2 separate regions of the Homo sapiens genome follow, and region 1 is linked to region 2. Evidence: chromatin loops called from intact Hi-C (ENCODE). Cell type or tissue: CD4-positive, alpha-beta T cell. All regions are shown on one strand. Each heading gives the region's core, and the rest is flanking DNA. Links, peaks and the distances in the headings are about the cores only. Region 1 overlaps EEPD1 (endonuclease/exonuclease/phosphatase family domain containing 1). Region 2 overlaps AOAH (acyloxyacyl hydrolase).

Region 1 (15,313 bases), core at 2,344-10,343, 460 kb after region 2:
TCCCCCTTTGTGGCTGGACTACAGTCTAAGTGGACACACAGACTGTTTCCACAACCAACGCTGCGATGCACAACCTTATCCACGCTGGTAAGACAAATTCCCAGAAGCATATTGTAGATTTTACTTTCCCCCATGCTATTATTTTATCAGTCACTTTTATTCTTGTCAATGGCTTTCATCAATGGTAAGAAACGCAACAGATGGGAACCGGGATGGCAAAAGTCTGGGGAATCCTGGTTTTCACTGGTGATATTGGAGAAGGAGTAACAGATGGGGCAAGTCTGTCCTGTCATGCTGCCCTCTCTCCTCCTCCTCTTTGTTAACATTGCCACACAAAGAGTTGAAGAAAGAACAAATAGGGACATGGGACCTAAAAATAAATGTGCTTGTAATTTTCCATGAAAAAGGGAGCCTTGAACTTCATACAACCCACTGCTCCGTGATGCTGAGGTCTTGGAAGCACCAAGACAAAATCCAGACGGTTCCTAACTTCAATAATGTTGCCATATTTCTTTATCTCCTACACCTTTATATCCTCACTTGCCACATTTCCCTGTAACATGAGGGCAGTGTTTGGGGGCTAGGCACATGAGGGAGCCACAGAATACAGGCCAACTCCAGGTGCTTCTCACTTTGGCCACACTCAACTCGCACATTCAAAACTGTTTTTTCTGCCTCCTAGGTGTCAGGCTGTGCTAGACAGATGTTAGGAGTGCAAAGATATAATCGCTTGTCTTAAGTCAAAATGATTGACTCTGGGATGGGCATTGAGTTCCACAGCTACCAAACACAGAGGTGAGCACAGGACACCAGAAGGGAGTCACAGCCAGGAGGGCTACCCAACAGCATCTGTGCACACTGACAGCACAGCCACAGCCCTCCGAGTGTGAAAGGGAACAGAGGCACGTGAGGGGAAATCAAGGCAGTGGGGTGTGGCGGGTGGGGTGTGCAGGGCATGGGACAGAGTCATGAGATGTAGACAGCGCGTGGATAGGAGACTGTGAACCGCCTGGTGGACCCTGCTCAGTGGTCCCTAAACTTCTGCCTTTGCCAGCATTACCAGGGAGCTTGTCAAATGCACATTCTCCAGGCTACCTACAATGGTCAGCCCTAGCAGGTCTTGGGGAAGCTCAAAAAAGCACCCTGGGGAATCCTTCTACAGATCCAACCCAGCTTTAAGAAACGCTGCTGGGGGCAGTGAAAGTGTGGGGTGGTGGTCCAGGTCACCCTGGAGCCGGCAGCAGGGAAGAGGTGAGAGGCCAGGAGCCGACTGAGGGGGACCCTGATGCAGAAGTCCAGGTGCATGATGAGGGGGTGGGGGGCCTGAGCCTGCAGAGCAAGGGACAGATTTGGGGTGGAGCTGAGTGGATGTATGACTGAAGACTACTGTCCCAGCGGGCACAGAGCAGGGAAGGAGCCCGACCAGTCCAGAATTGGAACCAGCTTCCCAGAGGAAGGGATTTTAAGTTGGGATCTGAGGATGAGCTGGCATTCATGAGGTATCCAGGCAGACATGTGCAGACTCCTAAAATACTCAGTCACCTAAACTTCCCAGGGCTGCCCTAAGAGCCACAATCCCCACCCCCAATCACGAATGTGTTCCAAGCATGTTTAATAAAATTTCTCCTGCCTACCTCCCTGCTTTAGGACTGCAGCTGTGGGTACAGTCACAGGATTCCCAGTATTCCAACAGTAAGGCCAAGGAGGGGCACGATGGCCCTGGTTTCTGGGAAGGGAGCAGCAGCCTTTCCTTCCACTACCCCCAGAATGGAGAATGAAAGTGTGGGCAGGGCATGAAGGAGACAGGAAGAAAACAGCTGTTGCCTCATCCCCTCTGCCTCCCCAGTAAGCCACACAGAAATGACACAATGGGATGGGACATCTGGTACCAATGAGGACAAATGGGGATCAGATAAGTGACTTTCATGCCCACGCACAGGAGGTGTTACCTTTCCCCCGCATCGCTTTCTCCCGGTATCAGCTAGTTATTCTAAACATCCCATGCCAATTACCTAATTCCTTTATTAATGAACTTAATTTGGTGGAAAGAGTCTTCTTAGAGTCTTTCTTACTGCTCTCTAGCTCCTGCATGCTGTATCCAAGTCCCTCAGGTGGGTGTCTGGGAGCCACGGCTCAGTTTGCTGGGGAGGAGCCACGCTTGGAATCAGCTGGGAGGCTCAACACCCACCCCGGCCCCACTCAGGGCAGTGAAGGGCATCCTGAGAGTGCAAGCCAGGGGTGGGGGACACACTTAAGGCTCCTCGGGTGACTCAGGTAACTGTGCTTCACAAACAGCATCCAGCAACACTGCTGAGGAGGCCGAGCCGAAGGGCTCAACCCTTCATCCCAAAGAGCTCATGCTGATTTCTACAGTCTGCAAACCACTGTACAGATACAGTTCTACGTAATCATTATCCTCACAGGCATGCGCCACCACGCCCAGAAAACTTTTTTTTTTTTTTTTTTTTTTTTTAGTAGAGACAGGGTTTTACCATGTTGGCCAGGCTGGTCTCGAACTCCTGGCCTAAATGATCTGCCCACCTTGGCCTCCTAAAGTGCTGGGATTACAGGCATGAGCCACCACACCTGGCCTCTTTTTTTTATTTTTAAGACAGTGTGGTCCTTTCTTGCCATCTTGGCCAGGCTGGTCTCGAACTCCTGGGCTTCAAGCAATCCTCCCGCCTTGCCTCCCAAAGTGCTGGGATTACAGGTGTGTGCCACTGTGCCCAGCCCTATTCCTAATTTTAAAATAATGCATCACAACTTCAACCATCTTTATAGCATTTGAGCATGTAACCCCAATATATATATTACTTATTGATAAATCATGTAGAAGTACTGACATAATATTATACACCTTATAAAATGCAGCTAAACTAGAAATCTTTAAAGATGGGATAACATACACACAAATAGAAGTTGTGGGAACCACCAGCTCCCACCAGCCCATTAGTGGTCAGGGAAAGGAAAGGCTGGTTACCACTGGGGGTAGTAAACCACTAAATCCCGCAGATTAAAGCCAGGACATTGCTTCACTCAAATGTATCTTTTAAATACATGTTTGGAAAAATAAAGAGGAACTCTGTAAGAAAAAGTTGGTTTGCAAATTAATACATGGTTCACAGTAATTTCTTTTATTATTTTCTTCCCCTTGGAAAAGTACCATCCCGCCAAATGCCAAGGCCATAATCTCTTTTCAAGTTTAAATCAAATCCCCAGAATTCATAAAGGAACATTCTCCTGAACAGAGACTCAGAGAAAGGGTTCTAGACTTTAGGCTTTTCTAAATTAACTGAACATGGCCTTGGATTAAGTTATCTCCCTGGAGCAATTAAGACAGGAAGGCAACTCATCACCTTAGAGACACAGTTTACCTTCGAGGGCTCCTGACCTTGTGCCAGGCACAGTTGGAAGCCACACCAGTGCAGGGCAGGAGAGCACACCCTGCCTCATGGGACTCATGATGGTGCACAGGTGTTCATGGTAATTACAATTCTGGAGGGCTCCTGAGGGGGCACAAAGTAGACAGGGCCTATCATGCACTCCTGGCTGGCTTTTCCAAGAGCCACACGATGCTGGTACCTAAAGGAAGAGCAAGGGTTGGCAGAAGAGAGGGAAGACTGTCCCAGTTAAAGCCCATATGAAATCTGGAAGAATTTCCAAATGGCAGGAGAATCAAGGGCTTAGAGACAGCTGGAGGAATCATGAGATGAGGAGACCAAGAAGGGGCCCAGGTGTAGGGGGAGGGCCCCCGTGGCCGAGAGGAGTCTGAACTCACCTAAAGCATAGGGGAGCCCCAATGCTTTCAGAAAGATTCAGCTCTCATTCAGAATTCCACCTTTACTGCAGCGTGTGGCTAGGAGAGGCTGGGCAGTGAGCCTGGACTAGAGACCTGGCCTTGGCCAGGCTGGAGAAGAAAGTGACAGTGAACAGTAACCGCGGGGATGGCAGTTGTGGTGATGACACTAGGAGCCAGGTGTGGTGCAAGTGCTTTACACTTATTTATTCTATTAACTGACACAACAGTTTCCTGAGGTAGGAACACTGTCACCTCCATTTTCCAGGGAAGAAGATGAGGCCCTGAGGGCTTAAATGACTTACCTTAAGTCAGACACTTGAAGCAATAATGAAACACTGAGACATAAAAACTGTGAAGGTGCCAGGCGCGGTGGCTCATGCCTGTAATCCCAGCACTTTGGGAGGCTGAGGCAGGTGGATCACCTGAGGTCAGGAGTTCAAGACCAGCCTGACCAACATGGTGAAACTCCGTCTCTACTAAAAATGCAAAACATAGCCGGGCATGGAGGTGCGCACCCGTAATCCTAGCTACTCGGGAGGTTGAGGCAGGAGAATTGCTTGAACCTGGGAGGTGGAGGTTGCAGTGAGCTGAGATCATACCACTGCACTCCAGCCTGGGTGACAGAGTGAGATTCTGTTTCAAAACAAACAAACAAACAACAAAACAGCTAAGGCAAATAAGATGCCATGGAATCAGCCTAGATGCCCATGAACAGCGAATTGGAAAAAGTGGTTCCTACACACCATGGAATACTACACAGCCATAAAAAAAATGAAATCATGTCCTTTGCAGCAACATGAATGCAGCTGGAAGCCATTATCCTAAGTGAATTAACGCAGGAACAGAAACCAAATACTCCATGTTTTCACTTATAAGTGGGAGCTAAGCACTAGGTACACATGGACATAAAGATGAGAACAAGAGACACTGGGGACTACTAGAAGGGAGGGAGTGGGGAAAGGGTTGAAAAAACTCCCTACTGGGTACTATGCTCACTACCTGGATGATGGGGTCATTCATACCCCAAACCTCAGCATCATGCAATATACCCATGTAACAAACCAGCACATGCACCCCCTGAATCTAAAACAAAAGTTGAAATTGCAAAACATTTAAAAATGAAAAAAAAAAAACCTCAAGTAAGATGTCATTTAAAGCACACAGCAATAACTCTGTTATTGCTTCAGCAACATAAAATTTACATATAGAATTTATCCACTGGAAGTGTAAAATTCAATGATTTTTAGTAAAGTTATAGTTATGCAACCATCACCACAATCCAATTTTAGAACATTTCAATCATCCCAAAACATTTTCCTTGTGCCAGAGTGCAGTCAATCCCTATTCCCAGCCCCGGCCCCAACCACAGATCCGCTTTCTGTCTCTAAAAATGTGTGTGATAACAGTTTAAGTCCACATACATTTAATCATGTTTGGATTTATTATTTTTCCTTCCACTGAGGACATTCAAAGTACCTAAGAGCTACTTGAGGAGAACCAGGCAGCTTTATTTTTAGTTTGTATAACTTTATGCCATATGTTATTTCCCTCCCACTTCTTTTTCCTCACCGTAAAGGATTTATTCTGCTTTTGGCATTGGTGGTTTATCTAGGATCGTATTTATAATAGAGTCAAAAGCATATCAAGTTAGCATGATCTGAAGTCAATATACTATCTTTTTAATTATAGATGTTTCTCTGTACACAAAAAGAACACTTTATTCCAGTGAAACTTTCATTTTTGTTTTATGGAGTCATTACTAAGAAAAAATTATAAACTCCTCTACAGAAGTACAAACAGCAGTGCTTGAGTATCACCAACCCTGAGAATACTTTACCTGCATGTTCACAGCTATCATAGCGCTACGACATAGCATCTGAACCGAAATAACTTTATTCCGACATCCGTTACATGGGAGAACTTGCGGAATTCACGAGGCTCCCATGAGACCTGATTTTCCTACCCTAAAATGAGGCTCAGGGGTAGGAAACCCTGCCTCTTCTTTGCTTCTTCCAAACTTCTGCTCTTCGGCAGACTGTGAGGGAGAGGGTTGTCTTCAGGCCACTCCTGGAGTGATTTGCTGTCTTCCAAACGCACTGAGCATCCTCGCCCCAGCCACCACCAGCAGGCCTGGCTTTATCCTCTTCAGGAATCTTCCTTCCCAGGGGCCTTTCTCAGAGGTTCTGCCCTGAGAGGCCAGGCCCCACCCTTTCCCCCACTGCATCACCAGGGCAGTGGATCTGCTTGTGGCTCCCAAGTTCCTCCTTTACTCAGGAAGTCCCAGCGAGAGGCAGGGGAGGGCGAGGGTTCCCTGGGCCTCCCCTCCTCAGACCTGCCTTCTACTCACACGGCTCACTCAGGGCTGAAAGGGCCCACGCCACAGCCTGCAGCCTCTCAGCTCTCCCAGAGAGGCCACACAGAGTCATCACCTCACAGGGACCCGGCAGTGACCTGCTCAGCCCCTCTGGCTTCACCTCCTCCCCGTTCAGCCAAGGCTGCAGGGTCTGAGGCTTCTACTATAGCCAAGGAAAATTTGTCAGGTCCAGCTGCGGTCCCCACAGTGGTGGCACCGCTCCTTGTACCTTTAAAATGGCTCTGGAGCAGCGGCTCTCAACTGGGAATGATTCTGCTCCTAAGAGCATGTTCATCTGGCAGTGTCTGAAGACACTGAGCTGTCACACCCAGGAAGGGAGGTGGGGTTCTCATGTCATCTAGGGAATAGAACCAGAGATTCACTAAACGTCCTACAAAACACAGGCCAGCCCCTACAACAGTCATCTGGCCCAAAATGTCAACTAAATGTGACTCTAATAATCTCAAATTAAAAAAAAAAAAGTCAGGGTCAGGCACAATGGTTCACCCCTGTAATCCCAACACTTTTGGGGGCCAAGGTGGGAGGATCGCTTGAACCCAGGAGTTTGAGACCAGCCAGGGCAACATGGTGAGACCTCATCTCTACAAAAAAATTTAAAAATTAGTCAGGCGTGGTGGCACGCACCTGTGGTCCCAGCTGCTCGGGAGGCTGAGGTGGGAGGATCACTTAAGCCCAGGAGTTCGAGGCCGCAGTGAGCTATGATCACGCCATGGCAGACCTGCTGCAAAGCACATCCTACTTTATCTGTGAGGGCTGTTAAATCAAGTTTAGTGTAAAGCTGCCTCCTTACATATTTTAAGTTCAGCCTAAAGGTTTCTCTGTGCACAGTGAACTATAACCTATGTGGAGGTGTCAATAGACTGTAACCTAGTCTTGTGCCAATCACTGAGTTTTTGCCAGTCAAAGGGGATCAACGGTTTAAACCATGGTCAAATAAGGCAAACCTTGTAACCAATCCAGCTCTTTCTGTACCTCACTAATGTTTTCTGTACGTCACTTTCCTCCTTCTGTCCATAAATCGTCTTCCACTGCATGACTGTGCTGGAGTCTCTCTGAGCCTACTCTGGCTTGGGAGGCTGCCCAATTTGGGCATCGTTCCTCACTCAATTAAACTCTATTAAATTTAATTTGGCTAAGGTCTTTCTTTTAACAGGGCAAATATCAGCCCTTACTGATTAGTTGACTGCTAAGTTTTTTAATCTTAGAAATGGACTGGTATTTTGAAGAGGATTCTAAGAGGCATGTAATCTCTTTGATCCAGGTATCCACACTTGTACAGGGCCTGCACACAGGAGGGTATGTCACCATTCACCCAGTGAAAGCGATCAGAAGGCAGAGAAGGCCGGTGTCTTGGAGGAGACAAACAGCATATGAAGGGCTCTGGAAATACACACTGATTTAGAACTAGCAGCAAACATCAACCCCTCCTCATCCAGCAGCTGCCTGGCGGAGACCAGGGCCTGTGTAACATGGGTAGGGAGGCAGTAATTGATCCAGGATCACAGAATGTCCAGGGCAATGGATTACAGCTATGCTTTATGCACTAGCATTCCCTCCAGGGCCCTAATGCAGAGCAGCACCTCTTTTACCAGCATCATGTGTTACGCTTCCTCATAAGATTTCATTTAATGAAAGGCTTCCTTGCCTGAAAAGAATTTTAAAACCACTGATCCAGAATCTGTGTATCAGGGTGTATCAATTAAGATTCTTAATTGCAAGAAACAGAAATCAACAATGCTTGATTTAAGCAGAGAAGTACTTTGCTAAAAGGATATTAAGGAGGTAAGCGTGGGTAATCGGGAACAAGACGCAAACATGCCCCAGAACTGGTCGGGTAAGGACCCGACTGCAGCAATCCCAAGCCCCCAGTGCCACAGCCTGTGCAGCCAACAGCACCAGCCCTGGCCACCACTTACTGCCACCAGCCACACAGTCTCTGCCATCCCAAGGACTCAGCCCTGTATAAACTATTCCCACAGCCAGACTGAGCTCTTCATAGTCCCTCAGCTTTTGGTGCCACTGGCTCTCCATCAGAGATCAGGATGATTACACGGACCTGTAGGGCCCAGACCCTAGCTGCAAAGGATGCTGGAAAGTGAATCTCTGCATTTGTATTTTTCCCACTGGGTGGTGGACTCTGCTGCCCACCATGTGTCATAAGGAAGGACATTTTCCAAGCACAGAAAGGGATCTAAAAGGATGACAGTGGGTACACACAGAAAAAACTCTCTCAAGCCATGTTCTTCCTCTACCCTCATACCACAACAATCAACACAGAAGAGTTCTGTGACTGTATTGGTTGATTTTCACACTGCTATAAAGATATACCTGAGACTGGGTAATTTATAAACAAAAGAGGTTTAATTGACTCACAGTTCTGCATGGCTGGGGAGGCCTCAGGAAACTTACAATCATGGTGGAAGGGGAGGAAGGCAGGTCTTACATGGCAGCAGAAGAGAAGCTGGGGGTGGGGAACTGCCAAACACTTTTTTTTTTTTTTAAGACGGAGTCTCACTCTGTCGCCAGGCTGAAGTACAGTGGTGCAATCTCAGCTCACTGCAACCTCCACCTCCTGGGTTCAAGTGATTCTCCTGCCTCAGCCTCCCGAGTAGCTGGGATTATAGGTGCACATTACCACACCCAGCTAAGTTTTTTTTTTTTTTTTTTTTTTTAAGTATAAACGGGCTTTCACCATGTTGGCCACGATGGTCTCAATCTCCTGACCTCGTGATCCGCCCCCCTTGGCCTCCCAAAGTGCTGGGAGCCAAACACTTTTAAACCATCAGATCTCATCAGAACTCACTCACTATCATGAGAACAGCATGGGGGAAACCGTCCCTATGATTCAAACCCCTCCCACCAGGTCCCTCCCTTGACATGTGGAGATTACAGTTCAAGAAGAGATTTGGGTGGGGACACAGAGCTAAACCATGTCAGTAACTGAATGTGTAGTGTTTTTTCCACACAAACCAAGCATCAGACACTAGCTGGGTGTCCTCCAATTCTGTTTCTATACTATCTACCTGGAGGTAGTACCAGACCCCACCCACTTGGGGCTCAGTCTCCAAGACTGCCCCCAATCCCCCTGCCCTCCCCACCCCCCAGCCTTCAGACACTAGTCGTAAGTCTGAGCCTCCAGAACTTCTGACCAACTGGCTTCAAGTTGAGGTTTCCATGATCCTTTTTTTTGGGTTTGGTTAATTTGCTGAAGCAACTCACAGAAACACTGACTTAAGGTTTATTGGCTTATTATAAAGCAGAGGTGTACAATCTTTTGGCTTCCCTGGGCCACAATGGAAGAAGAATTGTCTTGGCCTCACATAAAATACACTAACACTAATGATAGCTGATGAGCTAAAAAAAAAAAAAAAAAAAAAAAACTCATAATATTTTAAGAAAGTTTATAAATTTGTGTTGGGATGTGTTCAAAGCCATCCTGGGCTGCATGCAGCCTGCAGGCCATGGGTTGGACAAGCTTGTTATAAAGGATACTGGAAAGGATACAGATGAAGGGATGCATAGGGCAAGGTACGGCAGAAGGGGCACAGAGCTTCCATGCCCTCCCTGGGTCTCTGCCCTCTAGGAACCTCCACATGTTCAGCCATCTGGAAGTTCTCGAACCCAGTCCTCTTGGGTTTCTATGAAAGCATTCCTTCTCTCAGGGTATGAGACAGGCCCCTCTCAGGGGAGGGTCTTAGGAAAAGACCCACAATCAAAAAGGAGGGGAAGATTAGAGTCCTACCTTGAGGCAGGTGAAAGAAAGGCAGAAGAGAGATTCTACTTTCCTGAGGCTTAACACGCCCAACATTATAACAAAAGACTGTAACTAGGGATATGGCAGTTATGAGCTAGGAATCGTGGACAAAAACCAGTGTATATCATAACACCACAGTAAGACAGAAGAGCCCTGAGTCCCCAAGAAAGTGAAATACACTGACAAGACAGAGAAAAAGGGCCCAAGTATTATTTATATTGTATGTATAAATATTTAACATAAACATCTATAAGCATTTTTTTATGTTTTAAATATTTCATATAAAAAGTGAAGTCCCCTCCTGGACATCAAAAATGAACTTCACAGTTTGGTCTTGAACTATGTAAAACACCAAGGTCATGGCACCTGACTCTGATGTTAGCAGCCATCAGGCAGGTTGCTTTGAAACTGAATCAGATGCCAGCTACCAACAAGCTTGGCTGAAACTAACTACAGAGAAGAGCTTACAATTAATGAGTGAGAGGCAGTATATGGCCAACTGTATATATAGGTACACTTCCCAACTATACTTACTCACTGTGAAAGTGGAAGAAGCAAAGACACAATTAACACCAAAGATAAAGATCTATTTTGAAAGATGGGTATATTTATAATTCACACACACTCAGACACTCTGTGGGTGGAGACACGTACAGACATATGTCTGTGGTCAGACACATACAAATCCATGGAGATGTGAGAAGCGAGAAAGATTTAGTAAAACAAGATTCAATCAATGATGTCTGAACTATGAAAGATAATTCCAAGGGCTTTGATCTCAAAGCCTGATAAAGTCTGACTTACTGCTGGAGTTGTTTTGTACAAGTGAAATTAATTTTAAACACTTACAATTTAGAGTCACCATATATGTTTTTTGGTTTGTTTTAAGCCAGCAACATGAGTTTTGGCTTTTCTGCTGGGTCCACTCTTTTGTGTATCTATTCACACAGAGTATACCTTGAAAATCTGAGGTTTAGCGTACAGCCAAAATTGATTTATACCTGAAAAACATGAAGCATGGGGCTGGGCATGGTGGCTCATGCCTGTAATCTCAGCACTTTGGGAGGCCAAGGTGGGAGGATTATCTGAGCCCAGGAGTTCAAGACCGGCCTTGGCCGCATAATGAGGCTCCCTCTCTACATAAAAAAATAATAATTAGCCAGGTGTGGTGGTGCACACCTGTAGTTTCAGCTACTTGGGAGGCTGAGGCAGGAGGATTGCTTGAGCCTCGGAGTTTGAGGCTGCTGTGAGCTGTGATCAGGCCACTGTACTCCACAGCCTGGGTGACAGAGTGAGATCTTGCCTCAAAACAAAACAAAACAAAAGAAGCATGGAAAAAAGTAAAATGAACTAAAACTATTCTACTCCGAGTGAGAAGATAAGATGGAAGGAGACAGAAATGATATGGTAATAAGGACACTTAAACATTGGACTGGATCTCCATTGTGGTCGGGGGGATGAACAGGTAATCTATGGTGAATGACCAAGCAACATTCAGAAGCCAAAACTAGCTGGAAATCTTAAGAACACAGCATTTTTATAGATTAGACATATTTTTAAAGGCGATGTCTAAGGGCATATATGTAATACTTTGCACTTGGAATCTATGGGAGGGGGAAGAAGAAAAAAAGATAATTTAATCTTTCTTGAGGGGAGCTCTGAAAAAAAAAAAAAAAAGACACTTTTAACATGAAACCAAAGAGAAGCAGGTCCCTGCAATGACTGATACAGGGTTCCATGAAGAGAAGAGCATAATGACTTAACTCTCCACAGCAGGAGTTAAAAGAACAGGAAATAAACATTTTATATATACAAAATATATACTTTTTTTTTTTGAGACAGAGTCTTACTCTGTCACCCAGGCTGGAGTGCAGTGGCACGACCTCAGCTCACTGCAACCTCTGCCTCCCGGGTTCAAGCGATTCTCCTGCCTCAGCCTCCTGAGTAGCTGGGATTACAGACATGCGCCACCATGCCCAGCTAATTTTTGTATTTTTAGTAGAGACAGAGTTTCATCATGTTGGCCAGGCTGGTCTCGAACTCCTGACCTCAGGTGATCTTCAGGTCTGCCTCGGCCTCGCAAAGTGCTGGGATTACAGGCGCGAGCCACCGCACCCGGCCAAAATACATAATTTTGAACGTACATAGAAAATGTCATTTGTGGATGCCGGCAGCAATCTATGGAAGGTGTTCCTTCAAGGTTATTTCCTGGCCCAAGGGCCTGTGATTTGCAGATATTGTGATGAAACTGCCAGAGCTCACCTCTCATTGGAGTTATTTTGATGAAATTTCTAAAGCTCACCTGGCATACTATCCATTATATTTTGGCTTTTGATAAAAAAAGTGCTAAACTTCCATCAAAAATGCATAACTTCAGTGTGAAAACCAGAGGACACCAAATACTTCTCCAGGACATTGTTTAAGCCCAGTTCAGACAGAACATTCCAGCCAGACTCATGAAGCATCCCAAATGAAGTTCTCCAGGCTCCTTCCCAGATGCGGGGTTTGTTTCTGTAGGATGTTGGGTACTTTTTCCTATTACAAAACAGTTATTCCAGGTTATGTCCTGGTACAATGACTCCATGACTAAGGGGCGAGGAAGAGGGGAAGAGGGAGTGAAAGGAAATCAACACAAAGATACCTTGTATTTTTTCAGCTTAGAAACAAGTTTGAAAATGACCCACACAGATCTGAATAGACATTTTTCCAAAGAAGATATACAAATAACCAATAAACATATGACAAGATGCTAAACGTCATTAGTTATTAGGGACATGCAATTTAAATCCCCAACAAGATACCACTTCACACCCACTAGCATGGCTTTCATCAAAAAGACAGACAATAACAACTGTTGATGAGGATGTAGAGAAATAGCCCCTCATACATTGCTGGTGGAAATGTAAAATGGTGCAGCCACCCTGGAAAACAATCTGGCAGTCCCTCAAAAAGTTAAACTTAAATTAACATAAAATAAACAAAAAATTACTCCAGCAACTCCACTCCTAGGTATATACCCCAAAGAAATGAAAATATATGTCTACATAAAAACTTGTACATGAATGTTCTTAGCAGCATTATTCACATAATAGCCAAAAAGTGGAAACAACCCAAACGTCCATCACCTGATGAATGGATAAAGAAAATGTGGTACATCTATATAGTGGAAAATTATTCAACTATTAAGAAGAAAAAGAAATACTGATACACACTTCACCACGGATAAACCTCGAAAACATCATGCTAAGTAAAAAAGTCAGGCACAAAAGGTCACATACTATACAATTTATAAGCAATATCCAGAATCCTGGGATGAGGAGAAGGAAATCTTCAAATTGAATCAGATGACTTCCTAAAGCGCTTGCAGGGCAGTACCCCCAAGAGGACAGGGTCCTTTACCCCCAGTTAAATCTGTCTCTTCATACTTCTAGATCTAGAAAGGCTAGGAAACAACTGTCCCCCCTCCCCCAACCTTTTTTTTTTTTTGAGACAGAGTCTTGCTCTGTCGCCCAGGCTGGAGTGCAGTGGCACAATCTTCGCTCACTGCAAGCTCCGCCTCCTGGGTTCATGCCTTTCTCCCACCTTAGCCTCTTGAGTAGCTGGGACTGCAGGTGCCTGCCACTATGCCCAGCTAATTTTGTTTTTGTATTTTTAGTAGAGATGGGGTTTCACCATGTTAGCCAGGATGGTCTCGATCTCCTGACCTCGTGATCCACCCGCCTCAGCCTCCCAAAGTGCTGGGATTACAGGCGTGAGCCACCGTGCCCGGCCAACTGTCCCCTTTCTTAATCTTTTGGCCCCATTTCCAAGTTTATGGATTTGCTACCTCTGCATCTAAAAGAGTTTGGGCGCTGGGTAATTCCAGTTTCACCAAGTACGTCACTTCATTCAAGTCAGCTTATATTCTTTAAGTTTCCTTATGTGTAAAGTGGACATAGTTTACTCACCTCACTGAAGTAGTGTGAGCATTCACTTAATGAATATCAAGGCAACAGCATGTGGGGTAAAATAAATACTCAATAAATGTTAGTGGTCATTTATTCTTTCCACAAATTCCTGAGTGCTACTGTGCCAAAACTCCACCATATGTGCATGGCTCCTGCCCTTATGAAACCCTCAGTCCACAGGGCAGACAGCACCAACACACAATTACAACAGAGGGATGGTCGTGGCAGGGGAAATACATGCTGATAGGGGAGCCCGTAGCTGGCGTGCTTAACCATAGAAGTCAGGGAAAGCCCCACTTGGGTTGGCTTCACAGGGGTCACTCTGAATCTCGCCCTTCCACAGCAATTCTAAAGGGCACTATGGGACCAGCCTGGCCAATGTGGCGAAACCCCATCTCTACTAAAAATACAAAAATCAGCCAGGCGTGGTGGCGCGTGCCTGTATCCCAGCTACTCGGCAGGCTGAGGCAGGAGAATCGCTTGAACCAGGGAGGCACAGGTTGCACTGAGCTGAGATGGCGCCACTGCACTTCAGCCTGGGCCACAGAGAGAGACTCTGTCTCTAATAATAATAATAATAATAAAGGGCACTATGTTCTAAATGGCACTAAATCTCTACCTGAAATTGGTGCCCAGTGCCCAGGGTTTGGCAAACTTATGCATCAACATTACCTGTAGCCAAGGGCAAGCAAAGAACTTGGCAAACTGGAGGCTGCTGCGTGGGGGTGGCAGTGTAGAAGGCTCCAGGTCACTGCTCTCATTTCAGAGGAAAACTCAGACTAGCAAATCTGAAGGAGAGAAGTGCAAGGGTCCAGGCCCTAAGAGCTGGACCCTATCTACTATGGCCCGACAAGAAAGCCATTCCCCTTGGCAGAGCAGTGTGTCACTCCAGGAACTCAAATGCAGCTTTCTCTAGCATTTAAACTGTGAAACAAGTACTTTGAAATCGTCATCCCTCCAGAAAAAACTCAGAGGAGCAAGTTGCTCACAAACTGCCCAGAAGGAAACCCCTGGGTAATTTTTCTTAAATGATCTTGTCAGGGGCTAAATTGTGTCCCCCCAAATTCCTGTGTTGAAGCCCTAATCCCCAGTACTTCAGAATGTGACTGTATTTGGAGATAGGGCCTTTAAAGAGTTGATTAAGGTAAAAGAAGGCCATCAGGGTAAGCTCTAATCTGATATGACTGGTGACCTCATAAGAAGAGATTTTGGGTACAGAGGAAAGACCATGTGAAGACGCAGGGAAAGGACAGTCATCTGCAAACCAGGGAAAGGGGACTGAGAAAAAACCAAGCTGGCCAATGTCTTGATCTCAAACTCCCAGCCTCCAGAACTGTGAGACAATCATTTCTGTGGTTGAAGCCCCCCAGTCTGTGGGACTTCATTATGGCAGCCCTAAAAACCAAACACATCTTATCTATAGGAACAGCCACTCTTCC
Region 2 (15,313 bases), core at 3,021-11,020:
TTCAGCCACTACGTTTACGGTCATTAGTTACAGCAGCAATAGGAAACTAATACAAATAATTGATTTGTTGTGTAACATAGAGTAAGACTGATCACACAACCTGAAAGCAAATAGAAAAAAAGTAAAAGACTATGTAACAAAAGACCCTTATGACTGAACCATACCCACCATCTGATTAACCCAAAATTTGCCAGAAATTATTTGTGTAAAGAATAAGACAACATACTATAAATAAGAATAGACCACAGAGCCTAGTACTGGAGAGCTTGTTTATGAGCCCAGATACTAGGGAAGAAACAGTCAAAATGGAACAATGGTATTAGTTGTGAAGCCTAGAAAAATTCACTCAGCACCGGGTCTTGGATTTCTCATTTACAAAGTAGAGTTAAGAACTGTTATTTCCTATTTTGCAAAGTTAGTACAAAATTTAGAGATAAACTCTATACGATGTTTGGTATAGAACTTGAAGCATAGAAGAACCTCTATGGTGTGAACTTTAAGAACTCTATAGCAGAGTGGTATGTGATGGTGGTGGTAAAATCAATGAATAATAATGTCAGGAAAAGGAGTTGGTGGGAATAATGCTGTTTAAAATAACGCTTTTTTTAAGAAAGGTATTGCCTGGAGAATAGGAAGCGATAGCAAGAGTGTGATTAAATACTCTGATGATACTAATAGCTATACAATGCAAAATTAGCCTAGAAGCAGGAAAGAAGAAAATTTAGCTAAGGGTAAAATATGTATGAAGAAGAGGCATTCAGTGATAAAAGGGGATGCATTTAAAAGTAATGGCTTTTTTCTTTTACTTTTACCCTTTTTTTTTTCATCCCTGGAAGAAGAAAATGAAGTGAACAGACTTCATTTTTTGCATATAATTTAAAGTCATAAATGCCCATTGGAGCTGGAAAGTGTCAGAACCTAAAAACCAAATTAGGCTTTGATAGAGCTACATCTTGAGTATTGGAAAATTGCCACTGTAGGATACAGCAGAATGCAGATTTAATAACAGACCTGCAAATTTCACTCAAAGGCTAGACATGCCACTATTTGATAAAAACCCGTAAGCAGTAAAACTTCTTGCCTTTGTCTTCCTACTGAATAGAAATTGCCTTGAAGCCCTTTTCTGTACCTCTCTGTTGGCTCTTTCTGATCTGCCTGTCTTAGTTAGGGCTGCTCTAACAAAGTACCCTAGACTGTGTGCCTTACAAACCACAGAAATGTATTTTCACAGTTCTGGAGGTTGGAAGTCCAATATCACGGTGCCAACAGGGTCAGGTTCTGGCGAGGGACCTCTTCTTGGCTGCAGACCGCTTTGTTCTCATGTGGAGAAAAGAGAGCTGGCTCTCTCTAGCCTCTTCTCATAAGGGCACTCCTCCCATTGTGAGGGCTCCAGCCTCATGACCTAATCACTACCCAAAGGCCCCACCTCTGAAAACCATCATAGGGAGATTCAGGTTTCAATCCAAGAATTTGGTTGGGGTGGGGGGCACAGACACTGCCTCATGCTGTAGTTATTTATGCACTTCCCTCCTCCAGTGGGCAATAAAATCCCTGGAGGATCTCATCTTTCAAATCTTGCTCCATTTTAAAAATCAGTTTATACCAGTGAATTTGGGTGTGAGGAACAACCTGTCCTAATAAACTTTTAGAAAAGATCTGGGGTAGATGAGCAGTCTCCCCCACCCCCACCTCCCCCCTCATTCATGCATGCTCTTTGACAATAAAAAACGCCCATTTGGAATCATCATTTTACTTCCCAGGGGCTTTCTCCTTTGTGAGAATCTGTCACTGCTGTCAAATGTGTGAAGTGAACAAAGGCACATTTTGTACTTTTCAAATCTACTGATGCTATAATTGATAACAGAGAACTTGATCACTCAAAATTGTTCACTGTAGAAACTCATGCCTAAAAGCACTATTTTTCTTTCCTTTCTAAGTGTACCAGAATTCAATTCTTTAACATCACAGAACCTTAGAAAGCCCAGTTACTGAATGTGTCCTGTGCAATTCACCATACCTTAAAAATGTCTCAGGACATTCTGTTGTGTCCCTGAGGATCCTCTGTTCGCTACGGTCTTCGTATGTTTACCACTGTAGTCAATATAGCTGAATGGACTTAGGCTGAAACCATTGAATGTTTAGGAAATGCACAATCTAAATAATATTTATTCCCACAAAGCGGCCCAAAGCCTTGAATACACGAATGCATGGTGTGGCTTTCTTAAGGTAGGAATTCATTCTCAGTTTTCCCAAACTTTTTTAAACTTAAAAAAAAAAAGCACACCGTTTAACATCTATCTCCCAGCGCAGAGTGAAAAATCATGGACTTTGTGCCAAGTGGGTCTGAATTGGATCTGGACTGTGCCACTCATTGGCTCTGTGACTTTGGGGGAGTTATTTACCTACTCTAAGCCTCAGTTTACCACATCTGTAAAAGAGGGAGAATAGCAACTACTACTTAACACTTTCTAAACTGTTTTCTAATTACAGTGTTTACTGTCAATCTTCTCTCCTACATTGTAACAGCCTTGATGTCTCATTCCCTACTATTTCCCCAGCATGTAATTCATGGCACAACATTGTATTAGTCCATTCTTGCACTGCTATAAAGAGATACTTGAAATAGGTAATTTATAGAGAAAAGAAGTTTAATTGGCTCATAATTCTGCAGGCCGGTACCAGGAAGCATGGCTGGGGAGGCCTCAGGAAACTTACAATCATGGCAGAAGGCAAAGGGGAGGCAGGAACCTCTTATATGGCAAGAGCAGGAGGAAGAGAGAGCAAAGGGAGTCCTACACCCTTTTAAACAACCAGATCTCATGAGAACTCACCCACTATCATGAGAAGGGCAAGGGGGAAATCCACCCCCATGATCCAATCACCTCCCACCAGGCCAGTCCTCCAATATTGTGGGTTACAATTCGACATGAGATTCGGGCAGAGACACAAACCCAAACCATATCAAACATAAACACTAAGTAAGTATTTGTAAAATAAATGAATAGAATGAACAACTGCACAAAAAAATGATTGAATGGAAGAATACTTCTTTCTCCTTTCTTACCACTCATATAGCTGCCACCATGCTTGTGCCTGGGTTGCATGAATTTCCACCCAGGTGCGTGGCTTTTTGACACCTAGAGCCAGTCCTCTCCCCTTGGTATCTGACCTTTTGCATTAAACCATCCTCGCTCCATGGGAGCCACACTTGCCATTCCCCAAGGCCTGGTGAAACCTCATCAATCATATTTTCTTGCTTATGTTAAAATTTCAGGCTTACTTCATTCTTGGAAAACAGTGTTTCAGTGGTGGGAAAGGCACTAGAGTCTAGAAACTAGAGTGCTAATCTCAGCTGTGCTTGCAGACTGGCCTGGGTTAAATTGTGTCATCTCTCTGAGCCTCAGTTTTCTCATCTGTAAAACAGGAACAGTAATACTTTCTTCTCAGGGTGATTTTCAGGATCCTCAAAAAAAGCATACATTTCTGTAGGCTGATGTTGCAATTATTATACTCTTTCCAGTTGTTTACTGGTGACATTACAAACCAAAATAAAAACACCAATTATTGTTAATACTAATGTCATGCTTACTAATATGCAAGACACTATTTTAAGTACAATCTTTGTCAATCCTCACAACGCTATTATCTCCACTTTACAGATGAAGAAACTAGGCTCAGAGTGCTTAAGTAACTTGCCCAAGGTCCTACAACTAGTAACTAATGAAGCCAGGGTTTGAAACCACAAACACTCTATGGTCCAAAATCATTTTAAATAGGAAATAGCAATAGAGACCAATATTTAAAGAGTTTCTATTGAAGACGGATGTTTTGCTCACATCCAAATGGTTTAATCTGACCACAGTACTTTCTTTCTTTTCCTTGGGCTCCCATGTGGCTTACGCCTGGCAGAGTACAGATACTAACAGTACCACTTTGCCCAAAATACTGATGGTGATGAGCACTTGGCCCTTGCTCTTTCATCATCCAAATTACTCTTAGCTCAAGGTCGAGAACAAAAATCACCCTGGAGAGCGAGAGTTGTATGAGTCTGTGGGGGCTGTGACCACCAACTGGGTTGCTTAAGCAACAGAAAGCAATTGTCTGACAGTTATGGAGGCTGAAGTTCAAGGTCAAGAAATCAGTAGGGTTAGCTTCTGATGGCTGTGAGAGAAAATCTGTTCTATGCCTTTTTCTCTTAGCTCTGGTGGTTTGCTGGGAATTTTTGACATTTCTCGTAGATAGCATTCTCCCTGTATCTTCACATCATCTTCCCTCTATGTGTCTTTTTCTCTTCCTTTGCACAGTGTTCTGTTTATAAGGATACTAATAATACTGGATTAGCAGCCCACCCTACTCCAATATGACCTTATCTCAGCTTAACTATTAGGTTGGTGCAAAAGTAATTGCGGTTTTTGCTATTGCTTTTAATGGCAAAACCGCAATTACTTTTGCATCAACCTAATAATTACACCTGCAATGACTCTTTTTCCAAATAAGGTCACATTCTGAGCTTCTGCAGGGTTATGATCTCAGATATGAATTTAGGTGAGACAATTCAAAATTCAACCCATAATAGCAGTCAGTAGTCCCCAAGCCTCTCCTCTTGTCTGAAGACTTTGGGCTGGCTTTGATTTGGGTAGACGCTTAAATCATTCTAGACAGAAGTGTTTTAGTGAGCCACCGTGGCTATATACTACTGTGTGCTCTGATGATCAAGGACTAAACAGAGACTGGGAAAGGGCTGTATTTTTCAGACATTTTCTCATTCCTCTGTTCAGTCAATGTTATTTCTTCTAAGGTAGCATGGCAGGTGCAAACGTAGGGAGTGAAGGGGGTCAGGGAGTTGCATAAAGGCAACTGTTACCGTCCTCACCTACCTAGAGCTTGAGGTTTAGTGGGGGAATGCGAAATGTATGCATGGGAGTGTGTTATAATGTAGAATGCAAAGGAAACAGAAAAGGAAAGCTCGGCCCGAAAGCTAGGAAAGCTGAGAAGGCTTCAGGAGGAAGCAACCCTTGTAGCGAGCTTTCAAAGGAAATATCTGAAAATTACAGCCCTTTCTTAGTCTCTATTTAGTCTTTCTCATTTTCATAATTTTGTGAATTTAAGTCAACAGGCACTTGTTGCCTACATGCCCTGGGCTCAATGTTATTGAAGATGTTAAGGGAAATCAAAAATTACAGCCCAGAGCCCGAAGCCCCTGCCCAGGAGCTCTGAGAGTCATTGGGGGAACAAGACTTCAGCGCTGCAACTGGAAAATTATCCAAAGGGGGCTGAGGAGGGGGGGCTTCTAGAATGGCAGTTCCCGGGTGAATCCCTGTGATGCCAGTTTTGAAGGCCAGAAACTCCATTTTTATTATGATCTGGCACACTGTAAACAAGAAAGCCATGCATGAGTCTTGAAGACTGAAAGCTCTGGGCCTGATTCCTGAGCAGACCTCCCTCTAGTCTGCCCCTACCTTTGTGATCACGTGAGGTGCTTGACCTCTGGGTGGACTGCGCTGTAAAGTAGGGAGGATGTATACTTTCTAGGGGTGAAGAGGGATTTGAGTAGGAGCTTAGCTCAAGCTGCAGGTCCCCTAAGAAGCTTTCTCAACCCCTGAGGGTGATGTAAACCATTGTCCTTTGCACCTGTGCCCCCTCGGCTCCTGTGCACAGCTATTCCGAGCCTGGAATCTCTGACTTACTCACCTTTCCCCACCTACTCAAGGCCATGAGCTTCCTGCAGGCTCTTTTCTACCTCATTGCAGCGGCTTCAAGTCGGCCAGGCTGGGGTCCTTCTCTAGCCTTGGGTGATGCCCAGGGTTGGAGCCAGTGGTGGCTTCTGGAGCTTCCCTCCACTATTCACTTTATTGTTGGGTAGAGTCAATTGCCATTTTCTGAATCTTAGGTAGAGTACCTGCAAAGGCAGCTGCAGGACAACTCTGTCACCATCACCACCAGATTGCCATCCCTAAACATGGGGACAGCCTCTGCCAAGGGGCAGTGGTGAGTGCCGCCGAGACAAAGGCTGCAGACAACCCTGGGTCCAAGGGCACGCCTCCACATCTTTGTTACACCTAAACTTGCACCCTACACACAGCCACTCTGTCTGTGCTGGCTAAGCCCCTGTTGCCCCGGCCTCAAGGGTGCTGGTGGGATTCTACCCTAGGGTCCCTTCCCTCACTCCCCATGTAGCCTTCACCTTTGAGAGTGCTAAAGGCCTGACTGCTCCCTCTTTGCTTCAATTTGATGTTACCCAAACTGCATCTTGCAGAAATGCTTCTAATTTTCTAGTTTGTGGGTCCTACCCATCCCCAATTTCCAGCAGAAACCCAGATTTTCCTAGCAGTTATTGTGACTGGAATTTGGAAGTGGGTGCTGAGTAAATGGGTGAGTCTGGATGTCCATCTGGGATCAGGACTCTGTTCCCACTCTTGGACGCTTCGACTCCCCCTCCTTGGCAAAAGCTGGTGCATTTCCCTGCAGCCCCGGCCCTGGCTTCCTGCTGCCACCCCCATGTGCACCAATATCGGAAACCCAGCCACATCCAGATGAACCCACCCTAGACCTCCCGGGAGGACACACAAGCCACCCATCCCGCCTCAGCACAGCCTCTGCTGCAGCACTTGCCACATCCTGTTTTCATAGCTTGTCATTACCTCCCAACAAACATTGAGCCCCAGAGAACCGAGCTTGGTTAAAATGAGATTGGTTCTCTCAAAGGGATTCAGCCCTCTCTCTGCTTCATCTTATTTCTGTTTACTGTACTTGCTCGAGGTCAGTCCCCTTGCCAGGGAGAAAGCTCTGGGAGGGAAGGGATGTCTATGTCATTCACCGTGGGGTTCACCACCAGATCCCCAGGGCCTTCACTTGCATATCAGTGCACGGAGCACATCATTTTCTTCAACAAGAAACAAGACAACATGGATTGAGCTCTTTTTTGAAAGCATTTATTACTGAATTGGTATTCATTGTTTAAAATTTAGAAAACCAGAAAAAGGCAAAAAGGAAAAAGTTATCACCCATCATTATTATAACATATTCCTTTGCAAGGTTTTTTCCTATGTGCATAAAATCTGGTAGCCTATTTTCCTCGTTTAACATAATATCGTAACTATTTTCTTTTGCTTTTATTTCCATGTTTACTGAGCACCTACTATGCCTCAAGGACTGTGCGAGGCTCTGAAGATTTTAAACTGGGCCTGAGAATGCAAAGGACTATTTCTGAGACAGAGAAGCAGGGGCACATGATTGAGGCAGAGGACTACCACCTTCACATTTTAAAATGTGGGGAATGAGCTCTTTGCTGATAAAAGTAGCCACAAAGTCACCATAAGAATAGTTTGCATGAAAATCTGGTGTCTGTTACACTGACTATGCCAGAGAATCTTAATTTATACAATAGGAGAATTTTAGGGTTTGCTAGAATTTCCAGAAAAGGCCAAAAGTGCATTTAATGAGGTCAGTTTTTGAATGGGGTCATTCTCTAAGCAGCTTTTGTATTAAAGATGTCATGTTTTAAAAGTGAAGATTGGGATCAGCTCTTTTGGCCTACTGCCAACTAATCAGAATGGATACTGGGTGCAGTTGGAGCACAGCCTGCAGATGCCCACTGGGTGGGACTATCACAGTGGCCCCATAGTTGACGGATCACAAGGAGGCCTGGGAGAGTCCAAGGAAGAGGCTGGGTGGTCAGAGCAAGAGTGGAGGACTCTCAGGGGCTTAGGGACACAGCTGTTCACCAACTGGCACAGTAGTCTTTCAATATTTTAAGAAACATACACCGTAGCAGGGCATCCTGGCAACCAAACCCACCTGAAGAGCATCTTTTCCTCTTGAGTCATCAACACGCACTCTTAGCAGCCAGCAGACAGAGCTTTCCAATTGTTGAGCAGATTACTTCAGGGCTGTACAGGTAGCAGGCCCAGGAGGGATTTGGCAGGGCCAGGACATGCACATTCAGTTGGGTTTGAAAGCTCTGGGAAGTAGTGATGAGAGAAAACCCTCCTCCTCCCCACCCAGCCCAGGGTTACTCTTCTCCCACCCCTCCACAAATAGACAAACACAGTGTTCTTTGGAGTTTCACAGCAATCATTACTGGTAGTAATGAGCTAACTCTTTATATTCGCAATGTGTGTACCCTTGGAAGATGCACTTAGATGCTCTCAAAATGGTTGAAAGAGGACAGGAGATCTCCAACCAGGGGAAGAGGAGGTGACTGAGAGATGAGGTGTTAGCTTGCACAGCAACAATCAGCCATTCTTCACTGCCAAAGCACAAGGCACTCAAGTAGGCTGTTGACAGCCTCCTGCTGGGGGGTTTTAGACACCAGGATAAGTTGCTTATGGAGATCAGCGTAGCAGAAGGGTCAGGAAGCAGAGGTTCAGATTGCCTCTCTGCCAGACCCTATGAGATCTCTTAGCTTTTCTGCATCTCGGTTTCCTCGTCTATGAAATGGTCGTATCTCACAGGGCTGTTTGAAGAGTAAATAAGATAATGTTTCCAAAGTGCTTAGCACTGCATCTGACACAAAGCAAAGCCCAAAATAAAAAGAGCTATTAATGTGAAATTGCCTTCTTGTGAATTATTTTATTACAAATTTATGGAGTGGTTCATTTATTGAAAACTTATGGACTTTAAATATCCTAATTTTAGAAAAGATGTAGGAAGAAAAGATAAAACATGAGTTGTAATGTTCTCTAACTTTGTTTTTATAGGAGACATGGAAATTTACACTACAGAAGGCAAGACAAATTGTCAAGAAGTCCCCGATTCTGGTAAGCACTAAGCACGTAGAACGCCAGCCTTTTCCTTGGCATGTCCTCTCTCACTGGCCCCGGCTTTCACATCCCAAAGGCAAGGACTACTCCGGATATAAGCCTGCAACATGCCATAGCTACGTGGGGATGGAAGTAGGAATGTGAACTGCTTCCACTTGTGTTTCCTGCCTTCTCACTACAGTGTGGTTTTTCAGCCTCAGCACTGCTGACACCTGGGGCAGAATAATCCTTTGTTGTGCAGGCTGTCCTGGGCTTTGTAGGGTGTTCAGCAGCAACCCTGGCTTCTACCTACTAGATGCCAGCAGCACCACCATCCACCCCTCCCCAGTCACAACAACCAACAATGCCTCCCAGCATTGCCAAATGTCCCCTGGAAGGCAAAATCACCCCCAGTTGAGAACTGCTGCTTTCCAGTAGACCGTCTTGGAGGAGGCTGTATCCTCCTGCTTCTCCACTTTCTAAAAATGTGACCTTAAGCACGGTGCTCAACTTCACTGAGCCCCAGTTTTCTTGTCTGTAAGACAAGGATGATAATAGCGTCCTCCAGTGTCAGTACTGATAGAGTTGAGAGTGCAGAGAGCATCTGGGATCTTGGCTAGGACTTACCAAGTCCTCGATAAATGTGAGTTAGTTATCATAATTTTTATTCATGTTTCCTTAATTTGTCCTCTGTGTAATAACACTCTCGTTCAACAGATAGAATATTTATTTCAGATCAGTTCTCGCAGGCTTACGTATTTGACTTAGGCCCTGGTTGCAAATCAGCCCATTTGAAAAGGAAGCAGAAAAGTAGATCTTTAAAGCACGACATTATCCTCAATGCCAAAGATACTGGCAGTAAGGAAGCATCCATCAGCAATGGGCAATGGGAGGGCAAAGACCTCGTCCTTGGCTTCTCCCTGCTGGCTAGCTCATCATTCACCTTGATACACTACATTTGAGGTATTATTCATTTGGCAACATAGAAATAAAAGGGAGGAAAATCCCTCATGGCTAGGCTTGCCAGATTTCGCAAGTAAAAATATGGGATGCCCAGTTAAATTTGAATTTCAGATAAACAACGAATAGTGTTTTAGTATATCTAGTGTAATATTTTATCTGGCAACTCTGCTCATGGAGGGCCTATGGGTTTTTATGAACAAGGCCAATAAATACATGTTAAGTGACAGGCAATATGTAGGCATTTCTACATAACTGATTAATCAATCACAATGTCTGCATTGACAATCATTATTTAATTCAGTGAATAATTAAGGGCCAACAGTAGCCCGTTGAGCTAATTTGCTTAAGTTGTTGAATAAGATATTAAAAGACCACAGGAAACTCTTGACCACCCCCTTCAGAACTCTGAGCAGAAATGGAGAACAATACAATTGGTATTTTATTCTTCTCCACACACCCCTAAAAACGTATTCTCCAGGCATTGTTTACTTCAGTAGCAAAAACTGCCTTGGCATTAACTCCTAATTAGGATTTTACAATTTTTTACTTCTGTCACCAGAATTGCAAGCATAATTCACGGGGCAGGATTCCAACAATTACTCGCGAGAAGTGAAAAAAAAAATTCTACTGAACAATTCAACAATAAAAATACTCTTCTGAAACCTCCACCAATTTATTTGCTCTCCAGATTACAGCTATCAAGGCAAAAATAAACAGAAAATGCAAATAAGTGTGTCTGAAAAAACTGCTCGGAGAGTAATTAATAATTCCACTGTGATGGCTGATATAACTTCAGACCTGGCCAGGGTACAGAAAGCTGCACTCAGTAGGTTCCATATCATTTCAGCACAGCCTATCGGTTGGTGAGAATTCAGACTTGAAAACAGTTATGCATTATTGAAGGAGATCAAACATTCCAGATAAAGCCTGGATCTCAATGAGGCCATGAGAGGATCCTAGAGGGAACATTTCATGGATTTGGCAGAGCATCGAGCATCTAAGAGCACCTGAGTTATGGAATCATTTCATTCTCAAATAGATAGAGTATTTTTGTCATCAGCCCCATTTTATAGATGAGAGGACTGAGTCTCGGGTAGGTTAAGTTATGTGCTCACCCCACATAGCTAGTAGGTGAGAAACCCCACGTTTAAATCCAGAGCTAGCTATCTCCACGTTCAGTACCCTTTCTACTAGGCCAGTAGCTTTCAACAAGGCCTCCTTAGTACTAAACTTTGGGGAGCACCATTTACGTCACAGGCTATGCGGATATTGGGATCGTACAGTGGACAACCTGTGCAGTTACAAATGACAGCCCTGATCACAAACCCACCCGCTCAATAGAATCATCTGGGAAGCCTATAAAAATTGCCGAGATCCAAACCCCACCCTAGACCAATTAAACCCAGGTAATATAATACACGACAAGGGTTGAAAAGCACTTTGCCACACAGAAATTCAGTTTCAGCCTGGCTGTGTACAGAAGAGTGATGACTGTCCCACTTTGACCTTCCATTTACCCCATTCAGCCCATTTTTCTTTATTCAACCCGTTTGTTGTTCTGCATTCATTTGACATCCTGGTGCATGGGGAAGCTCAGGAAGCCGGTTAAATAGATTGCAAAGCAAAGATGCTGCATGACTCCTGTCCCCAGGGACAGCCCTGATTTGAGACTCTCATTTTAGATGGGATTAGATGCAGCCAGTTGCAATATTTTAAATGTATTGCTGAGTTAATAACAGCCCACATTTTGTCTCTATCTAGCAAAGTTCAAATTGAAAGGAGGAGGCTGGCAAATAGGCAAGCAAGACTCATACAATGTTGCTCGGGGCCCATCTCAGTTCTCTTTGTAAGAGAAGGGTGGTCTTTCCCATACTATGTAATGAAAAGACCAGATAATCAAAACCTCAGTCTAACCAGGAGGAATTCTAGGGGCCCCTATATCATCTGCCACCCACTTAACCCCAATTTCTACACAATGAATGGCAAAGACAGCTGCAGCCATCAGGCTGAATTTTGACAGCAAACAGCTGTGCAATTATATAATAGTATTCTATTGCACCTTTTGTCTAGTAATTATAAAACTGTTCATATCAATTTTTAATAGTTTGCTATTACCAGTGTTAAAATCTAGACTGTTGTTAGGAGAATTAGACCAAGGCCTTCAGACTAAACTGAATATTAAAAGTACCTCAAACATTCAAATGCAACCTGACTTTGGACTCTGGATCTCAGATAGTGTCTGTATTTCCGAAGTGCTGTCAATGTTGTAGTGTAGCAGGACAAGCCGCAAACAAAACTCCTCAGACACCGAGTTAAAGAAGGAAGGGATTTATTCGGCCAGGGGCATCGGCAAGACTCCTGTCTCAAGAGCCGAGCTCCCCGAGTGAGCAATTCCTGTCCCTTTTAAGGGCTCACAACTCTAAAGTGATGCGCGTGAGAGGGTCGTGATTGATTGAGCAAGCAGGGGGTACGTGACTGGGGGCTGCATGCACCGGTAATTAGATTGGAACAAAACAGGATAGGGATTTTCACAGTGTTTTTCTATATAATGTCTGTAATCTATAGATAACATAACCGATTAGGTCAGGGGTCAATCTTTAACTACCAGGCCCAGGGTGTGGCGCCGAGCTGTCTGCTTGTGGATTTCATTTCTGCCTTCGAGGTTTTACTGTTTCTTTCTTTGGAGGCAGAAATTGGACATAAGACAATATGAGGAGTGGTCTCCTACCTTAGTAGAAGCTTATGCTGATGCTTGTTTTGCAGTGTGTCCACAATCCTGATCTTAGTCAGCTACTAAGTCTCTGGAGTCACCCTTCTAACCACCCCTTCTTCACACCATCACCCTCCTCCGCCCTGTTTCCCATCAGTGCTTCCCAACTCGTGGCAATATTGCCCCTTGCTCCCACCCTGGGGACATTTGGCAGTGTCTGGAGGCAGATTTGGCAATGTCTGGAGGCAGATTTGTGCGGCGGGCATCTGGGGGTCACAGGCCAGAGATGCTGCCCAGCATCTCACAGTGCACAGGGCAGCCCGCACAGCAAAGACTGAATTATTATCGGCTCAACATGGCAATAGCACCGAGGTTTGAAACCCTGAGATAGGGCCTTGGGGTCTCTTATCTCAAATGATCCTTCTCCAGGCCATCTTCCCACGCCTAGAGACATCTTTCCGAAACGCAAATGTGATTCCTCTGCCTGACACCTCCACGGCTTCCCCACAGTCCTCAGGGTAACATGTAGTGCTGCACTCCAGGCCCCTGCTCCCCGTCCTGTCTCCTTCCTTCCATGGTTCACTGCATTCTGCCATTCCGATTCTCCCTCCAGGTGGGAATGTTTGGCATTCCTCTAAGACACCAAGCTTTCTCATACCTCCACAGCACTGCTCGGGCACTCCCTCTTCCGGGAGCCAGGCTACTTCAGCTTTAGTGTGCATCCTGGGGACGTTGTTAAAATGCAGATTCTGATTTTGTAGGTCTGCAGCAGGGCCCAAGACTCTGCATCTCTGAAAGCTCCCAGGTGGCATCAATACTCCTCATCTGTGATCACACGTTGAGTGACACAGACCTAGAGCAGTGGTTGTCAAGCCTTAGTGGGCACCAGAATGACTTGGAGGGCTACGAAGACATAGGCTGCCACGACCCACCCCAGGGTTTTCAATTCAGCAGCCCTGAGGTGGGGATGTGGAAGGCAAGGATGTGCATCTCTAGCAAGGCTGTGGCCCGCACTGAGTCACAAAGCCTCAGGCCGTCTCTCTTCCTCCCCACCTGCCTCTATCCCACCTCACTGCAGGGTCATCTGCATTCTCCTCCAGGTTCCTAGAGACACGTGCTAGTGCCTTGGCCTCTGCAGACCCCACAGGGTGTGCCCGGAGCTGGGGCCTCCACCCTTGCCCTCCACTCCACGGAGAGCTGAGGACAAGGACAGCCTCTTTGTCTCCACATCTTACATGGAGCTGGGCCACCAGTCAGGATTATTTCTCCTCCTAGAAAGCTGGGCAGGCATCTCAAAAATCCTTAAGTACCTCATTTATATTCTGAAACGGTTGCTGATTCTCTCTTGCCAGGGTCAAATATCGCCAATGCCCATAACACTCCTCATAGCCATTCGAAGGACTCAGGGCTGGCAGGAATCCAGTGTCTCTCTCCCTTCATTGATAAATGCTGGTGCCTCACTTTTCTACCCTATTGTCTTCTTCTCTTTCTTTAAGTTGAGGAAAGCATTGTGGAAACTGCAATGTTTCTAAAAGCACTGCTTGGTAAAACGTCAGGGCTTTTAGTGTAGCCCACATCTGGAGCCTCATAGAAATCGCTGTCTAGAAACCCACAGCTCAAGAAGCACAAGGGGCTTGGTCTGTGCACCTCTCTCCTCTGTGGGGGAAGGGACCTTCCTTCCTCCCAGACCCCAGATTGGTCTCTCCCTTTAGTTTTTATTTCCATAATGAGATGGAATTATTTTGTTTGAAAATCTTCTTTATTTTTAAAGCACTTGGGTAGAGGAATGCTGTTGCCGGACCCTCCTGGAACAAGGTGGAGAGTGAGGGTGGCTGGGAAGCTGGGAAGAGCTGGCTGGAAGAGAAGGAGGGAAGGCTTCGGGCTGAGGAGCCCGATGGGCAAAGGCACAGGCAGTGGCATGGATATGGATGGTGGGGACAGGAACAAGAGGTAAATTTAGAGAGGTGAAATGGGCTGGATTCTAGAGGAAGGAGGATCCAGAAACCTCAAGTTCAGAGGGGCCTTTAGAAGGTGGGGAACCACTCCTTAAACTAAACAACTCTCTTTTTGTTTTTTTTTTTCTCCCCAGAAATATTCTAGAAGTGGTTCTGACATTTGTTCACTCCCGGTTTTGGCCAAGATCTGCCAGAAAATTAAATTGTATGTATACAATTTCTACCTTCCTGAGCACTAGCATGTAATAACGTCTTTGCTTGTCCCCCTTTTCTAATGACCAAAATGATCTTCACACTTAAAAGGCATCCCTGAAGGTGAGAGTGTTTCTTTCTCAAAACATTGCACAGAAACCAAAAGACAAATGAGCTCTGAAGAAAATCGTTTGGGAAATATACTGAATGCCAGCATCTTTGCATCTCAAAGCTGATCTGTTCCCCAGGCTAGAATGCAGCCCGCAGTGAGGCTCACTGCCGGCAAGTGCCTGCCAGCGAGGTGCCCACTGCACTACACCTGGAAACAGCCCCTCTCTGCATGTGAACTATGGACCAGGGTGGGCAACTGGGCATGGAGAAGACTCTGAGCATCTTTAGTGCAAGACACTCACAAGGTTGGACAGGGACTGTGTTTTCACAGCGCCCAAACTATTACATGAAAAATCTGGCTCAGATACATAGGAATAGGGTTGTGAATGCAGAGACACTGTCCAGAATTCCCACACCCTCCTGTCCATATTCCAGCTCCACTTTGAGTCTGGGGTTATGCTAGACATCGTGGTAACTGCTGTTCAAAACATTAAAGGGTGAAGCCATGTCTTGAGAGGGCACAGGACTCAGAGGCAAAATAGCATGGGGTCTACCCTCCACTAAGCTACTTCTTTTTTTTTTTTTTTGAGATGATGGAGTGTCGCTCTTGTTGCCCAGGCTGGAGTGCAATGGCGTGATCA

Evidence for each region. A loop is a pair of places that touch in the nucleus more often than their neighbours do. Peaks named below come from ENCODE experiments on the same cell type or tissue, not always from the same donor. Only the 100,000 strongest peaks of a DNase experiment are listed, where the experiment ranks them.
Region 1: a loop joins it to region 2, with 4 times the contacts of the local background. A loop is called at or near these places in 1 of 110 quality-filtered maps.

The regions. Positions count from the first base shown.
Region 1 is chr7:36,166,858-36,182,170 of GRCh38, reverse strand. All of the region lies in intron 2 of EEPD1 (endonuclease/exonuclease/phosphatase family domain containing 1), which reads right to left. Among named protein-coding and RNA genes, the nearest start is that of EEPD1, 21 kb to the right of the region's middle. In CD4-positive, alpha-beta T cell, for the core only: no CTCF peak of the experiment used is centred there; a DNase peak (open chromatin) is centred at 6,090.
Region 2 is chr7:36,631,297-36,646,609 of GRCh38, reverse strand. It overlaps AOAH (acyloxyacyl hydrolase), which reads left to right. Exons shown (of 21, transcript NM_001637.4): 5 at 8,700-8,759; 6 at 14,504-14,574. Among named protein-coding and RNA genes, the nearest start is that of AOAH-IT1, 39 kb to the right of the region's middle. In CD4-positive, alpha-beta T cell, for the core only: no CTCF peak of the experiment used is centred there; a DNase peak (open chromatin) is centred at 6,589; H3K27ac peaks cover 3,562 bases.